Regions from separate parts of the Homo sapiens genome. Here region 1 is linked to region 2. Evidence: chromatin contacts called from ENCODE Hi-C or POLR2A ChIA-PET data. All regions are on one chromosome and are shown on one strand. Each heading gives the region's core, a stretch centred on a gene start or an enhancer-like site at or near the end of the contact. The rest is flanking DNA. Distances are from core to core; before and after follow the strand shown. Region 1 overlaps VWA8 (von Willebrand factor A domain containing 8). Region 2 overlaps VWA8 (von Willebrand factor A domain containing 8).

The links. A loop is a pair of places that touch in the nucleus more often than their neighbours do. ChIA-PET counts read pairs that join two places held with the same protein, here RNA polymerase II (POLR2A). Pooled maps may share reads with other maps.
Region 1: a loop to region 2 is called in a map of cardiac septum, with 3 times the contacts of the local background. The contact joins two enhancer-like sites. A Hi-C loop is called at or near these places in 25 of 168 maps with a recorded cell type or tissue (Caco-2, Calu3, HepG2 and 14 more) and 19 of 50 pooled maps. POLR2A ChIA-PET finds 5 or more read pairs at or near these places in 10 of 52 experiments (AG04450, Caco-2, HepG2 and 6 more).

Annotation. Positions count from the first base shown.
Region 1 is chr13:41,653,494-41,656,365 of GRCh38, reverse strand. All of the region lies in intron 37 of VWA8 (von Willebrand factor A domain containing 8), which reads left to right. Among named protein-coding and RNA genes, the nearest start is that of MIR5006, 87 kb to the right of the region's middle. Within about 2 kb of position 1,410, at least 2 of the 41 ENCODE cell types and tissues checked have a DNase peak (open chromatin) inside an H3K27ac peak, as active enhancers do.
Region 2 is chr13:41,609,267-41,612,291 of GRCh38, reverse strand. It overlaps VWA8 (von Willebrand factor A domain containing 8), which reads left to right. Exons shown (of 45, transcript NM_015058.2): 39 at 560-716. Among named protein-coding and RNA genes, the nearest start is that of MIR5006, 42 kb to the right of the region's middle. Within about 2 kb of position 1,656, at least 14 of the 41 ENCODE cell types and tissues checked have a DNase peak (open chromatin) inside an H3K27ac peak, as active enhancers do.

The DNA of each region.
Region 1 (2,872 bases), core at 161-2,660, 44 kb before region 2:
AAGCTGTTGAAGGGCCTACATTTCACGTTGCTGGTGAGGGCTGAATAATCCTTTCCATAAAGAACATCTGTAGAACCCTCGTAGGAAAATCTGAAACTTAAATAGGTTTTGCACAAGCCAAAGAGGAAAGTGCTGCATTTGATTGTAAGTCATCATTCCCTCAACTGCTCTGCCTTCATATTTACATATAAGTCATTACTCAGAAAGAGAAAAATCTGACACAATATCGGAAACAAGTTCATGTGTTCCAGTCTGCTTCGGGTTACTCTCAACAATCTGTAAGGACTATTTCACAGCAGTAAATAGTCGCCATTATTGTAATTATGACTCCCTTAGTCTTAAAATAACAATGTTTCTTCTTTTGTAGCCCATAATTATTTCGAAGTTTAAAAATCAGATGTACATCTCTTTTGTGCCTCTGGTTTGATGGTAGGGAAGGCCTCTGACTGCTTTCAAGATAAAACAGGAACATACTTTAAGATTCTGAATATAGCTCCTTCTCACCTAAGCCCAGCTCAAGAAATATTTAGATAGATAGATAGACTATACAAATGTATTTTCAATACTTATTTATATAATATGGCTTCTCTAAAATTGCAATAGCATTTCCTTTACAGGACAGGTCTTGATTCTTCAACCTCTGAGGAAGATATCACTAATATCTTCTAATCTTTGGCGAGTTTAAAAGGAGCATATGTTCACCAAGGGCACTTGCTGATAAAAATAATAGGAAAAAAAACTCATTCCATCACCAGAGTCTTAAATCCAAACTCTATAATTTCTGTCCCCAGATATAATGTAACCATTTTTTCATAAAATATAATTACATTGTTAAAACCTTTTACTTTCTCTCTCTCTCTCTCTCTCTCTCTCTCTGTCTCTCTGTATGTGTGGATATATATTATATATCTACATTATTTTTCGTGAACCACTTAAATGTGAGTTGTAGACATGATGCCCCATTACCTCTAAATACTGGCTGGGCGTGGTGGCTCACGCCTGTAATTCCAGCACTTTGGGAGGCTGAAGTGGGCGGATCAACTGACGTCAGGAGTTTGAGACCAGCCTGGCCAACATGGCGAAACCCCATCTCTCCTAAAATATAAAAATTAGCTGAGCATGGTAGCACATGCCTGTAATCCCAGCTACTAGAGAGGCTGAGGCAGGAGAATTGCTTGAACCCAGGGGGCGGAGGTTGCAGTGAGCCAAGAGCATGCCGCTGCACTCCATCTTGGGCCACGAGCGAGACTCTGTCTCAAAAAAAAAAAAAAAAAATTTCAGTTTTTCCTCACAAGAGCATTCTCCTAACGTAACCAACAACACAGACCTCAAAATCAGGAAGTTAACATTGATATAGCATTAATGTGTAACCCACAGACCTTATTCAAATTTCAGATGTCTCAATAACATCCTTTATAGAAAAAGGAAGCAATTGCAGATCATGTATTACATTTACTTTACATGTCTCTTTGGTGTCTTTCAATCTGAACAGTTCCTCATCTTTCCTTGACTTTCATGACCTTGACATTTTTGAAGACTTATAGGCCAGTGATTTTGTAGAACATCCCTCAGTCTGGGTTCATCTGATGTTTTCTGTTTTTAGATCCAGCTTACGCATCATTGGCAGGAACATCACAATAATGCTGTGTTCTCAATGTGTCCTGTTAGATCAGGAGTCCCCAGTGCCCCAGGCCCACACAGCAAGAAGTGAGGAGCTGGCAGGTGATCATCATCACCAGAGTGCTGTCTCCTGTCAGACCAGCAGCTCGCCAGCAGCAGTAGATTCTCACAGGAGCGTGAACCCTCTTGTGTGAACTGTGCATGCGAGGAATGTAAATTGTGTCCTCCTTATGAGAATCTAATGCCTGATGATCTGACGTGGAACAGTTTTATCCTGAAACCATTCCCTCTACCCTGTCCCTGGAAAAATTGTTCCACGAAACCAGGTCCTGGGGCCAAAAATGTTGGGGACTGCTCTACTAGGTGACACATGATGTCAATTTGTCCCATTGCTGGTGATGTTAACTTTGAACATTTGGTTAGGGTGATGTCTCCACTGTGACATTACTATTTTTTCCTTTATAATGTGTTTTGTGGGCATATATTTGAAGATGATGTGAATCTTGTTTCATCAAACTTTCATCCATTAATTTTATCATCTGTTCATGATTCTTGCTTGAATCAGTTATTATCACTATAGTTGCAAAGTGGTGATTTTTCTGATTCCAGTATTCCTTTGACATTTATTAGTTGGCATTCTAAGGTAACAGAGTGTGTTCTCTTCTCCCTTTGTGTGTGTGTTTGTTTTTATGAGTCAATTTTTGTTTTTGTTGCAATTGCTTTTGGGGACCTAGTCATAAATTCTTTGCCAAGGCTGATGTCCAGAATGGTATTTCCTAGTTTTCTTCTAGGTTGTTATAGTTTTAGGTCTTAGATTTAAGTCTTTAATCCATTTTGAGTTTATTTCTGTATGTAGTAAAAGGAAGAGGTCCAGTTTCAATCTTCTGCATACGGCCAGCTACTTATCCCAGCACCACTTATTGAGTAGAGTTCTTTCCCCATTGCTTGTTTTTGTTGACTTTGTCGAGAATCATATGGCTATAGGTGGGCAACTTTGTTTCTGGGTTCTCTATTCTGTTCCATTGGTCTATGTGTCTGTTTTTGTACCAGTATGGTGCTGTTTTGGTTACTGTAGCCTTGTAGTATAGTTTGAAGTTGGATAATTTGATGCCTCCAGCTTTGTTCTTTTTACTTAGGATTGCTTTGGCTATTCAGGCTCTTTTTTTGGTTCCATATGAATTGTAAAATAGTTTTTTCTAATTCTATGAAGAATGCCAATGGTAGTTTGATAGGAATAGTATTGAATCTATAA
Region 2 (3,025 bases), core at 407-2,906:
ATACGAGGTCCTGAATATGTCATTTAGCCTCTCTGTGCATTATTTTTATAATTTGCAGAACAGAAAAAAACAGTATTTATAGCTTAACTGTCTAGGTTTTTTAAGGAAAACTAAGGTAATATGTGAGGGAGGGAAACAGTTGTTCATTTAATTAGCAAATATATACTAAGTATCTATGATATTCAAACCACTCTTATAGGTGCGGTAGTGCAAAAGTAAATAAAATATCTCATCCATCATATAGTTGGTGAGAAAAATAAATATGAAAGGATAACAAATAGTACACAAGAGTATGGATCCTTATGAGGTAGCAGCATTAGCTAAGGTGTCATAGAAGCTGGAGTAAGCCTTGATATATAGGTAGTATTTTAATGGATGGGAAAAAGGAAAAGCATCCTAAACAAGAGAATACATCTTTTTCCAGAAGGTAATTTGACTGTTTAATTACTAGTTAAGTACAATTAATATCCTCCACAAGGCTGTCCTAAAACCATGACCCAACTTTTGTTCTGTGGTCAAGTTCAGATTTATCATCTGAATTTCCACGTTTTCCTTCCAGGGGGAAGAGACACGGCAGGCCTGGGTGGCAAAGGAGGCCCTTACCGGCTGGATGCAGGCCATACGGTGTACCAGGTCTCTCAGGCTGAGAAAGATGCAGTTCCCGAAGAGGTCAAGAGAGCTGCTAGAGAGATGGGCCAGAGAGCATTCCAGCAGAGGTCAGTGCTCCCATCACATTTAGACCAGCACTACTGCTATGGTGAAATGTCATGATGGACTGTGGGGAAACCTAGATTTGTGTGTGTTTCCACCTCCACCTCATGCAGCAACTCGGACCTCAAACTGAAATCCACAGCCATCCCCGTCCCTAACGGAAACAGCCAAATAAACAAAATCACCTGTTCTTTCTACTCAGGCTCCTTAAAATCTAAAGCTCAAATCGCCCCATCCATGTCTATCTGTTCCTAGGCAACATAGGGAATTCAGGTAAGTCTACACAATGGTCCCTTCCTGCCCTCAGAAATCTTGCAGATTAGTGCGGAGACAGGACAAGGGAACATACATACACACATGCACAGAGTTAAGTGCTAAAGTCATAGGGTGCGGAGGCTGTCCCCTCCAGCAGTGCAGAGAAAGGCAAGTTTAGTGGGCTGATGTGAGGTGGGGCCAGAGCTCAGCTAGGATTTAGAGATGGGAAGAGAAGAGCTAGGATATTTCAGAAAGGGAAAACTAAATGAGCAGAGGCACCAGGGCAGGATGAGCATAGTGTCTATGGAAGAGAGAGGCAGCTAGCCCACTCAGGATAATGGGTACCAGCTCGGGAGGAGGGACAGTGAGTTTGGATAGGGAGGCCTCATCAGTGAGTAGAGGCCTTAATCTAGGCCAGTGAGCCTGTGGCCCTCGGACATTCCCCAGCTGTTCTGGGCCACTACAATAGGAGCCATTTAAAAAATAAGAAGAATCCACATGATGTTACCCTAGACATCCACATGTGTGCTTCAACTAAAAGTGAAAAATACCAAAGAACCACCAGTATTTCCTTTTAGATTCCAGGACCTGGTAGTAGTTTGGGAAACAGATTTACATTTTTGTGCTGCATGAAAGGAGATGGGCGCAGTTAGAAAAAAGCATGCTAAAATGTATGAGTTATGAAATTCCTCCCACGTAGAACATCTGGTATTACATTACATGCTGTGCTTCCACATCCTGCAAGTAAACAGTACAGGACAATAGAGACAAGAATGCAGGCCCTGCCGCCACACCCTCAGGAAAGCCTGCCAGCTCAGACCCTCGAGGGTTCAGCAGGTAAATAACACACTTGATGCTAGAGGCAAGAGTGTTGCTCTCAGCCCTTCTGCTGGCTTCCCTGGTGACTGTTGACAGTTTATCTGTCCTCTTTGTGCCTGAATTTGCTCTTCTGGAAATAAAATTCACTCTCCCTTTCTCCCAGGGAGGTTATGAGAACAGGTAACTATGTTAGGAATGAAAGTGTTTATGCCTCTCAAAAAAGGGTAGAGAATAGTGTAGTGAACAGTCTTGTTAGAATGAAAGTTCTCTGCATTTCTTATGAATTATAAAGTACCCATTTAGAAAAAGAACTAAACAATTGGAAATGTGTCATTCTCCCCTCCGCAATTAATGAGTTCTGTTGTTGCCACCCTTAAAACCTGCCAAGTAATTGTTCAGTCTAATTTTTTGCCCAAGTGGACAGGTAGATAAGAGTGTTCTGGCACACACATAGTTCACAGGGAGGCAGAAAGGTAACAGTGCCTGGCCACAAGTATGTACGCCCTTCTCCTGTTGCCATAATAGGAGTAAGGAGTGTGGTTCTCTTCAGGACAATTGCCCTACAGGGGAAGAAGTAAGGGGCATCTGTGCCCTTAACGCAAATGAATTTAGCGGATGTAAGAGAGGAAAGAGAGGACATGGGGAAGGGATGAGGAAAATGTACACCTCTAGTAAATGCTGCAGAGAAGAGTCTCAGTTGAAGTAAAAGAGAATACCGTAAGGTGGTTGAAAGACAGAGGAGTTGGCCAAGCGTGTGAGAAAGGAGAGAAAGAAATAGAAACACATGGAGATCCTGAGAAAGATGGGGCACAGCAAAACACCAAGAGAAAGATGTTGCTTTCTACTTTCATGTAGAAATGGGACTTTCATCCCATTTGGTGAATATTTCATTTAATGCTGCTGAAAATTTTTCAACCTTTTACTAGGAACTTTTCAAACATAAAAGTTGAGAGGAACATATAATGAATGCGATGGACCCGACCCCCCAACTTCAAGAGGAAAACTCTGGCTCTACTCCTAGTCTTCTCTGCTGGCTTGTTTTGAAGCTAATCCAAGACTTCTATCATTTCATTGTCAATATTTCCAAGTGTATCTGCATAATATAAAAACAAAAAAATACAAACTCACAATACTATTATTAAGTCTTTAAAAAGTAATAATTCCTCGCTATCATCAAATAATAGGTTTTAAAACGGTTTTGCCACTTAGGCATATGCAGAATGAGGTCGGTTCCCACCAT